Regions from separate parts of the Homo sapiens genome. Here region 2 is linked to region 1. A link is a contact called in ENCODE Hi-C or POLR2A ChIA-PET data. All regions are on one chromosome and are shown on one strand. The core of a region is the stretch at or near the end of the contact, and the rest is flanking DNA. Distances in the headings are between cores, read along the strand shown.

Region 1 (4,448 bases), core at 1-2,500:
CCGTCACTGGGACTCAGGGCACGGAGATCGCTGGGCGGGGCGGGGGTCTTCCCAAGTGTTGCGATCCAGGTCCTGGCAATCCGCCCACAATGGCCCGGGATTGGATTTTGCTTTCGGCCTATAACGGCCGCGACGACAGGGAGCGAGGGTTGTGGCCGGCTTCTGTTCCGGGTTGGAGGCCCCCAGCCCAGCGCTTAGTGGGCGCTCACTGTGTATACTGCCTATTTGTATAATAAAGAAAGGGATGGAGAAGCTCAGTCTGGAGCCAAGGTGACAGAAACGTGTCGGGCGGCCCCTGGGGGGCGCCGTCGAGTCGCGCTGCGGGTCGCCCCTCACCCCTCCAAACGCCAAACCCTGGAATCCACTGCGGGGCCTTGCGACCCCTCACCGGGATTTCAGCCCCCTGACCTGCCTCCCTTGGCTCCAAGTCTTCCGGGGGCCACAAGACTAGGAATAGCATTATTTCCCGGTGGGAGTTTGCTTGCTCACACTTTCATGGCAAATGTAGATATTTTAAAGCCACCTTAAAGAAAAGTCTGGGAAACAGGAAAGCATTGCCCTGAACCTCTCCGCCCCAACTCGCTCGAGTCGGTCTTGGTAGGGACGACTTTTCTATCGGCAGAGTTGTTCATTTTTCTCTAAACTTCATCTTAGGCGCCTATTTGCTGCCCCCACCCCAGTAGTGTGGTTCTGGGCAAGTCAGTCGCTTCGCCTGGGGAACCTCAGTTTCCCCGCCTGTTAGTGATGAGGAAATGAGGAAAAGGGGCACAAGAGTATGCAAAAGCACAGGAAGCCCCTTTCGGTTCAGGTCGGCGGCCGAGGGGCACGGGGAAGGGGACTCGGGGAGGGAGAGAGGGAGGAGCGGCGAGGCCAAGGCAGGTGGCACGTCGCCCGTTCTCCCGGCCGCTCGCATCCCGGAGGTCAGCCTCAGCTGGCAGCGAGCCCTCCTCCTCCCCGCTGGGCCTGGAGCGCGGCGCGGGTCCGGTCCCTGGGGACGCGCCAAGAGCAGGCCGGACAGCAGGGCGGGGGCCGGGCCGCGAGCCAGCGCGCGGCGAGCGGACCCAGCTCCGAGGCTGATGACGTCTCCCCCTCTGGCTCGGCGGCGCCTGGCCTGGCAGGGCGGGTGACGTCACCGCCCCGTCACGTGATCACCATTCAAACAAACACCCCCCCTCCCCCTGCGCGCGGGTCTGGCCCGCCCCGTCCCCCAGAGGCCGCATATAAACGCGCTCCCCGGGCCAGGCTCGCTGCGAAGGACATTTGGGCTGTGTGTGCGACGCGGGTCGGAGGGGCAGTCGGGGGAACCGCGAAGAAGCCGAGGAGCCCGGAGCCCCGCGTGACGCTCCTCTCTCAGTCCAAAAGCGGCTTTTGGTTCGGCGCAGAGAGACCCGGGGGTCTAGCTTTTCCTCGAAAAGCGCCGCCCTGCCCTTGGCCCCGAGAACAGACAAAGAGCACCGCAGGGCCGATCACGCTGGGGGCGCTGAGGCCGGCCATGGTCATGGAAGTGGGCACCCTGGACGCTGGAGGCCTGCGGGCGCTGCTGGGGGAGCGAGCGGCGCAATGCCTGCTGCTGGACTGCCGCTCCTTCTTCGCTTTCAACGCCGGCCACATCGCCGGCTCTGTCAACGTGCGCTTCAGCACCATCGTGCGGCGCCGGGCCAAGGGCGCCATGGGCCTGGAGCACATCGTGCCCAACGCCGAGCTCCGCGGCCGCCTGCTGGCCGGCGCCTACCACGCCGTGGTGTTGCTGGACGAGCGCAGCGCCGCCCTGGACGGCGCCAAGCGCGACGGCACCCTGGCCCTGGCGGCCGGCGCGCTCTGCCGCGAGGCGCGCGCCGCGCAAGTCTTCTTCCTCAAAGGTACGCCCTCGGGGAAGCTCGGGGCGGGCCGCACACCCCTGAGGTTTTGCCCGGTACCCCTGGCTCTCGGCTCCCGGGGGATCGCCCCACCTGCAGCGCGTGGGCGCTGGAGTACATTTATCTCTGGAACTTGTCATTGGCTTTGTTTGGCTCTGGAAACAAAGACTTGCCTGGGCCTTTCCGATGTAAACTTCCAGCCCTTGGTGGGTGGGGGAGTTGTATGAAGGTGCCGTGTCCCGGTGTCACTAATGGGGAAAAAAAATGTCTTTGTATTCCCAGGAGGATACGAAGCGTTTTCGGCTTCCTGCCCGGAGCTGTGCAGCAAACAGTCGACCCCCATGGGGCTCAGCCTTCCCCTGAGTACTAGCGTCCCTGACAGCGCGGAATCTGGGTGCAGTTCCTGCAGTACCCCACTCTACGATCAGGTTAGTAGGTGTCCCTGCCACAGGGAAGAAGTAAGAACTGGCAAAGGCATGGAAGAGTAGTGCCAGGGAGAATATAGAAAGTGACCTGCAGCATTATTTATAACGGAGGGGACACAGGGATATGATTTATTCCACAGTTAAGTGGTCTGACGGAGCCGAGTCTCCAATTGTAGGCTCTACGGAAATGAACTTGCTGGTCCTGCCCAGGCAAATGGGCTTAGTTCCCTATTTATTTATCCTCCAGCAACAGAACTGAGTTCACTCGGTATCTGAAATTGACTTTTCCAGCAGAAAGTTTTTGTGGGTATGGGCACTGGCCTTGGCTTTGAGCAAGCTTGATGAATGTTGGATATTTCTGGATTTCAGGGTGGCCCGGTGGAAATCCTGCCCTTTCTGTACCTGGGCAGTGCGTATCACGCTTCCCGCAAGGACATGCTGGATGCCTTGGGCATCACTGCCTTGATCAACGTCTCAGCCAATTGTCCCAACCATTTTGAGGGTCACTACCAGTACAAGAGCATCCCTGTGGAGGACAACCACAAGGCAGACATCAGCTCCTGGTTCAACGAGGCCATTGACTTCATAGGTAAATGGAATGGATGCCTGGGGCTTTTCTGCCTTTCTCTTCTCATTTTAGCCACTAAGCCCAACCTCTGTGGCAAGAGCTTGAAGTTTTCTGAGCCTTCTTCCACACATTCAGTATCAGTCTGGTGTGGGCAACATTCCTGTAAAATATGAATTTGATTCGATGTCCCACTTTACAGATTTGCAAAGTGGGGCTCACAAAGTTGAATTGACTGGTCTGAGATCTATCTGCTAAGTGGAAATCCCCAGTCTGAGTTTAAATCCTGTGCCATCCTTTGCACAGTGCCCACGTTGCCTCCATGAACAGTATCCATGTGATGGCATGTGGTGATGTTGACCATTTCTAGACAAGACACACATGACCTTTCTCAGATACACTGTACCTGGGCTTGGGGTGGTTCTCCTGAACTCTCAAGTAACCAGCCGCTCCTTTGGTTTTCCAGACTCCATCAAGAATGCTGGAGGAAGGGTGTTTGTCCACTGCCAGGCAGGCATTTCCCGGTCAGCCACCATCTGCCTTGCTTACCTTATGAGGACTAATCGAGTCAAGCTGGACGAGGCCTTTGAGTTTGTGAAGCAGAGGCGAAGCATCATCTCTCCCAACTTCAGCTTCATGGGCCAGCTGCTGCAGTTTGAGTCCCAGGTGCTGGCTCCGCACTGTTCGGCAGAGGCTGGGAGCCCCGCCATGGCTGTGCTCGACCGAGGCACCTCCACCACCACCGTGTTCAACTTCCCCGTCTCCATCCCTGTCCACTCCACGAACAGTGCGCTGAGCTACCTTCAGAGCCCCATTACGACCTCTCCCAGCTGCTGAAAGGCCACGGGAGGTGAGGCTCTTCACATCCCATTGGGACTCCATGCTCCTTGAGAGGAGAAATGCAATAACTCTGGGAGGGGCTCGAGAGGGCTGGTCCTTATTTATTTAACTTCACCCGAGTTCCTCTGGGTTTCTAAGCAGTTATGGTGATGACTTAGCGTCAAGACATTTGCTGAACTCAGCACATTCGGGACCAATATATAGTGGGTACATCAAGTCCATCTGACAAAATGGGGCAGAAGAGAAAGGACTCAGTGTGTGATCCGGTTTCTTTTTGCTCGCCCCTGTTTTTTGTAGAATCTCTTCATGCTTGACATACCTACCAGTATTATTCCCGACGACACATATACATATGAGAATATACCTTATTTATTTTTGTGTAGGTGTCTGCCTTCACAAATGTCATTGTCTACTCCTAGAAGAACCAAATACCTCAATTTTTGTTTTTGAGTACTGTACTATCCTGTAAATATATCTTAAGCAGGTTTGTTTTCAGCACTGATGGAAAATACCAGTGTTGGGTTTTTTTTTAGTTGCCAACAGTTGTATGTTTGCTGATTATTTATGACCTGAAATAATATATTTCTTCTTCTAAGAAGACATTTTGTTACATAAGGATGACTTTTTTATACAATGGAATAAATTATGGCATTTCTATTGAAATTTCAACGCTTTTATTTCTTTGGCAACCACACCCAATCCCTCTCCCACTAGTGAACTAGGGAAGAATTTCGACAAGGGCCTGCAGAATGTGTTGAGATC
Region 2 (5,977 bases), core at 1,200-3,699, 6.8 Mb before region 1:
TCAAAGCCTGCATTGACTGTCCACCCATGAAGCTAGTCCTGCTATCACATAGGGTTGTTGTGAGGAATGAATGAATACTTGTACAGGTTTAAGACTAATGCCTGGCACCTTTGAAGGACAATATAAGTGTTGGCTATTGTTTCTATCACTTCCATAGATGGAACACAGGTATTTTTCAAATATGCATTTGTTCAGCAAACACTTATTATTCTGTGCCAGGTACTGACACATTTCATTTTATCTTTTTAATTTTTTCCTTGATTCTGCATTAAAGGAAAGAAATTCTAGCAGGGAAGAACTTTTATTATTTGCTTACTCCTGCCACGAAATATCTAAGAGGCCTCCAGGAGACGCCATGCCTTGACTTTCAGTACTGACTGTCAATGAGTATGCAACTCAGCATCCACTGATGTGTGGAAAAGTCTCGGGAAAAGGTGTCAAGCTAGAGGGCAGTAGATTCCCGGCCTGCCCAGGCTCTCATCATCCTCTAATGCTATTTTCCACTGCCAGGATCTCAAAACGAGTCAGCCTTTCAACTTTACTCAGTAATTATTCTTGACCACTGAAAATCTCACAATTCACTACCTGGGGTCAGTGCATCTACAGCAAAGGTACCAGTGGATGGGGAGGAATCAGGAAGCCTCGAGTGTGTGCTATGATGCTCCTTGGAAGGCACCACAACCTTTCCTCAGCTCTGTCCCAGCATTTTCTATGAAGTTGGCAATGTTCTATTATGTGCTATCTCATACAGTAGCCACTGGCCACACACAGGCTACTGAGCATTTAAAATGTGGCCGCTGTAATCGAGGAACAAGTTTTTTTTTTTTTTTTTTTTTTTGAGACAGAGTCTCGCTCTGTCACCCAGGCTGGAGTGCAGTGGCGCGATCTCGGCTCACTGCAACCTCTGCCTCCCAGGTTCAAGCGATTCTCCTGCCTCAGCCTCCTGAGTAGCTGGGACTACAGGTGCATGCCAACACACCCAGCTAATTTTTTGTATTTTTAGTAGAGACGGGGTTTCACCATGTTGGCCAGGATGGTCTCGATCTCTTGACCTCGTGATCCACCCGCTTCGGCCTCCCAAAGTGCTGGGATTACAGGCGTGAGCCACCGCTCCCGGCCGAGGAACTCAATTTTTAATTCAATTTAAAAGTACTGAATTTCAATTGATTCAGTTAGAAATTGAGGAATCCGGCCGGGCGCGGTGGCTCAAGCCTGTAGTCCCAGTACTTTACGAGGCCGAGGCAGGTGTATCACAAGGTCAGGAGTTCAAGACCAGCCTGGCCAAGATGGTGAAACCCCGTTTCTACTAAAAATATGGGAGGGGGGTGGGGGCGGGGAACTTAGCCGAGCGTGGTGGTGGGCACCTGTAATCCCAGCTACTCGGGAGGCTGAGGCGGGAGGGAGGATCGCTTGAACCCGGGAGGCAGAGGGTGCAGTGAGCCGAGATCGCACCACTGCACTCCAGCCTGGGCGACAGAGCAAGACCCGGTCTCAAAAAAATAAAAATAAATAAAAACAAAAACACACACACAAAAACATATGCGTGCTGTTGTATTGGATAGCACAGCTCTGGATGTCTGGCGTTAGAGGGCTAAGTTACTTAACTCTTACTATCACTGATATGCTGGCACTCTGTTCATTACAAGGGCTGAAAAGGTCTTTAAGAGATCATCGGGTGACTTTAAAATCCCCATCTCACAGGCAGAGGTGAGCGGAGGCGCCGCTGGTCCGCTGCGCGCAGGGCCCACGCCCTCCCAACACCCGCCGGCGCTCCACTCCCGCACTGAACGGCTGAAAAGCAGAACAGTGCTGGCTCCGTTTCGTGTGTGGAGTTACTACAGAGTTCCGAAGCCCGGACGCGCACACGTCCTTCACCTAGTTAGTGGGAGAGCATAGAGGCGCGGGTGCGGGAGCGCGCTCAGGCACGCGGGGCTGCGGGGGGCGGTCTCGGCTGGGCCGCCGGAGTAAAGACCCAGGCGCAGCCAGGCGCCGCCCGCCCGCCAACAGCTCGCGTAACCTCCCGGAACGGCCAGTGCCCTCCCAGCCCGGCCCCCACCGCGCCCGCGCCGGCGGCCAGCGGGGACACGCGAGTCCGCCGCGGGACAGACCCGGCCCGAGCCTACCTGCGCGCGCCGTGCCGTCCCCGCTGTCCCCGCCGCCCAGCCCCGCGGCCGCGCGCAGCGCGCTCCCGCAGCTCGCCGACAGGTTCCCGGTGGCCCTGCGTGCCAGGGTCAGGATGGGCGCCGACCAGCCCTCGGCCGCCCGCGGCCTCGTTGCGCTCCGCAGGTCGCCTGGGCCGGGCAGCTGGCTTCGGTCCACGATCTCAAACTCTTCTCCCGGCTCAAGCGCTGACCCGGGCCCCGGCCCCGGCTCCAGCTCCGGCTCCAGCTCCCGCCCCCGCCCAGCAGCGCAGCCGCCTTCCCGGTCGGCCATCTTGGCCGTGTCATGTGACCCAGCGGGCGGGCGGGCGCGGGGTGGGGGCGGGCGGGCATCGCCTTTGCCTTAGGTGGGGGAGATTTTTCTCCCTCTTCACCGCCTCGCCTTCCCTCTGTTTCGAAAGGTTCGGGAAAGTCCAAGTCATAACATAAAAAGTGTGCGTATTCCCGGCCGCCGGCAGGACCTGTTCGCGGGGAAGTTCCTCTTGAACTTTCTCCGAGGACAGTTGTGCACCCTGCCCGGCGCTTCACGGGGTTCCCTGGCCGTCGTTGTCTTTGTGACACCATTTCCTCTTTTAAATTTTCATTTCATGGTCTATATTTTCCACTTCGTCATTTTTCTGTAGCACTCATTAGAACAAGCCCCGAAAGGGCGACTAAGGAAACGCACAGGCGAGGCAGGAAAGCAGGAATTTTTTTTTTTTTTTAATCTAATGACTATGACGGCTTGGCAAGAAAGAGTGCACGATAGTGGACTGGAAATCAGAGGTGGCTTCTCCTATTGATTAGTTAAGTGGGATAACAAAAACCGACCTCATTATTAAATAAGATTTGCAGTAAGGACCACATGGCAGATGTTAGCGATTGTGACTACTATCTCTGGTATCCAACTGTGTGGCCTGGGTAAGTCACTATACACTCAGTCTGTTTCTTCACTTGGAAAAGAAAGGAATTTGAGTAAGTACAAAGGAAAATTTTGGCCGGGCGCGGTGGCTCACGCCTGTAATCCCAGCACTTCGGAAGGCCCAGGCGGGCCTTTAGTAGGACGAAACCCCGTCTCTACTAAAATACCAAAACAACAACAACAACAACAACAAAAAACCAGCCAGATGTCGTGGCGGGACAGCTCTACTCCTAGCTCCTTGGGGGGCTGAGAGTGGGAGGATCGCTTGAGCCCGGGAGGTCGATCCCACAGTGAGCGGAGATCATGGCCACTGCACTCCAGGCTGGGCGACAAAGTGAGACCCTGTCTCAGAAAAAACACTAAAATTTACTAGCACTTAACACTTTGCAAAGTGAGGCAACATGAGCCACACCAAACCAGCAGAGCTGTTTTGATTCCCAGAATGTTTACAAATCTTAAAACTTGTTGCCAATATTTAGAAATCAAAAGATTTCACATAAGAATCTGGATTTTAGCTTTCTCTGGAATCACTGGAATATTTGGTAACTCATGGCATATTCCCAGATGGCAACAAACTGTTGGGAATAAACTGTGCTGCCCCTTTAGACGCCCAGCTGCTCCCTGGACCTGTCTTGGTCCAGCCCACTTCACTAGGTTGCATGATATGTCTGGTCCCTGAAAGGCCAGTTCTCAGTGAAGGGATACCACTTCATCTAGGAGTGTTTTGGGAATTTGTGGAGTTGGTGTTTGAGTTGTGTAATGACTGAGGGCATACTACCAGTCTTTTTTGTTTGTTTGTTTTCGTACGGAGTCTCGCTCAGTCGCCCAGGCTGGAGTGCAGTGGCGCGATCTCGGTTCACTGCAAGCTCCACCTCCCGGGTTCACGCCATTCTCCTGCCTCAGCCTCCCGAGTAGCTGGGACTACAGGTGCCCGCCACCACGCCCGGCTAATTTTTTTTTTTTTTTGTATTTTTAGTAGAAACGGGGTTTCACCGTGTTAGCCAGGATGGTCTTGATCTCCTGACCTCGTGATCCGCCAGCCTCGGCCTCCCAAAGTGCTGGGATTAGAGGCGTGAGCCACCACGCCCGGCCTGGTCTTGTTTGTTTGTTTGTTTTTGAGGCCAAGTCCTGCTCTGTCACCAAGCTGGAGTGCAGTGGCGCAATCTCGGCTCACTGTAACCTCTGCCTACCGGGTTCAAGCGATTTTCCTGCCTCAGCCTCCCAAGTAGCTGGGACTGCAGGGGCGTGGCGCCACACTTGGCTAATTTTTGTACTTTTAGTAGAGACGGGGTTTCACCATGTTCGCCAGGATAGTCTCGATCTCTCGACCTCGTGATTCCCCCGCCTCGGCCTCTCAAAGTGTTGAGATTACAGGCGTGAGCCACTGAGCCCGGCCCTACTAGTCTTTACTGGATGCATAGACAGGGATGAAGATAGTCTAGAATAACAGCATTGTCCCGAATCCTTCATGACTTTCCAATGCTACTGGACATTTATGTAGGTGAAAAGTTTGTTTATAATGATCAGGGCGTGGAACCGAATTCCATTTTGTATAAAAACATTAACTCTTTTTTGGGGGAACAGTTTCAACATTTATCAGGCAAGGTTATTCTTCAGTAACAACCCCCAAATCTCAATGGCTTAACCTAAAAGCTGGTTTCTCATCATGCTACATGTCAATGTAGATGGGGTGAGTACTCTGCCCAACTCATTGTAGTCTCTCAGGACCCAGCCTGTTGGGAGTTTTGCATAAATATTACATGCTCCAGTCCTGCATGACAAAGGTCACTTATGCACATTTCATTGGTGAAAGCAAATCACATGGCCACGTTTAATTTCTAGGGAGTTGGGAAGTTCAGACCTATTTCTGTCTGGGAAAACCACAACTGGGAATCTTTGTGAGCAGTGTAATGACTACCATAAGTGTACCCTAAATTTTCCTGGAACGTAGCTAAATTGATTTGTTCAGAATTACACGTGCAAATGTCTATGTTATTTCAGTGGTAGTTGTGCCTCGTTTACATATTGAAATATATCTCATTTTATAGTGCTTCGCTTTATTGCTTTTTTAACAAATTAAAGTTTTTGGCAGCCGGGCACGGTGGCTCACGCCTGTAATCCCAGCACTCTGGGAGGCACAGGTGGGTGGATCACCTGAGATCAGGAGTTCGTGACCAGCGTGGCCGACATGGCGAAACCCCGTCTCTACTAAAAACACAAAAATTAGCCAGGCGTGGTGGTGGGAGCCTATAATCCCAGCTACTCTGGAGGCTGAGGCAGGAGAATCGCTTGAACCTGGGAGGCAGAGGTTGCAGTGAGCCGAGATCGAACCACTGCACTCCAGCCTGGGCGACAAGTGCAAAAAAAACTGCGTCTCAAAAAAAGAAAAAGTTGCTGTTGGCAACCCAACAGCACGTGCTTATTTTGTGCCTCTGTTTCACATTTTCGTAATTCTCAAAATATTCTAAACTTTTAAACTACCCTTACATCTGTTATATGATTTGTGATCTGTGATCTTTGGTGTTACTATTATTAATTGTTTTGGGGCACCACAAACTGCACCCATATAAGATGGTAAACTTAATTGATAAATGTTGTATGTGTTCTTACTGCTCCACCAACCACGTGTTTCCTTCTCCCTTACCCTCTCCTCGGGCCTCCCTGTGCCCTGAGACACAATATTGAAATTAGGCCAATTAGGCCGTGGCTCAAACCTGTAATCCCTGCACTTTGGGAGTCTAAGGTGGGCAGATCACTTGCGATCAGGAGTTCCAGGCCAACATGGTGAAACCCTGTCTCTACTAAAAATACAAAATTAGCTGGGTGTGGTGGCAGGCACCTGTAATACCAGCTACTGGGGAGGCTGAGGCACGAGAATTGCTTGAACCTGGGAGGCGGAGGTTGCAGTGAGCTAAGA

The links. A loop is a pair of places that touch in the nucleus more often than their neighbours do. ChIA-PET counts read pairs that join two places held with the same protein, here RNA polymerase II (POLR2A). Pooled maps may share reads with other maps.
Region 2: a map of naive thymus-derived CD4-positive, alpha-beta T cell shows a loop between it and region 1 (11-fold over the local background). The contact joins the promoter of RUFY1 here to the promoter of DUSP1 in region 1. A Hi-C loop is called at or near these places in 1 of 168 maps with a recorded cell type or tissue (naive thymus-derived CD4-positive, alpha-beta T cell) and 4 of 50 pooled maps. POLR2A ChIA-PET finds 5 or more read pairs at or near these places in 1 of 52 experiments (B cell).

The regions. Positions count from the first base shown.
Region 1 is chr5:172,767,997-172,772,444 of GRCh38, reverse strand. It overlaps DUSP1 (dual specificity phosphatase 1), which reads left to right and starts at 1,250. Exons shown (of 4, transcript NM_004417.4): 1 at 1,250-1,859; 2 at 2,139-2,284; 3 at 2,651-2,870; 4 at 3,313-4,349. The coding sequence starts at 1,493. The coding sequence ends at 3,683. LOC105377730 (a long non-coding RNA gene) reads right to left here and starts at 234. Exons shown (of 3, transcript NR_188285.1): 1 at 1-234. RefSeq lists enhancers at 1-202, 1-239, 1-775, 240-1,001, 1,423-1,692 and 1 more and silencers at 803-1,252, 1,793-1,902, 4,316-4,448.
Region 2 is chr5:179,547,026-179,553,002 of GRCh38, reverse strand. It overlaps RUFY1 (RUN and FYVE domain containing 1), which reads right to left and starts at 2,449. Exons shown (of 18, transcript NM_025158.5): 1 at 2,124-2,449. The coding sequence starts at 2,433. The region is part of intron 4 of LOC128966623 (a long non-coding RNA gene); the gene reads right to left. LOC105377762 (a long non-coding RNA gene) reads left to right here and starts at 2,499. Exons shown (of 4, transcript XR_941315.4): 1 at 2,499-3,059. RefSeq lists a silencer at 1,815-2,524.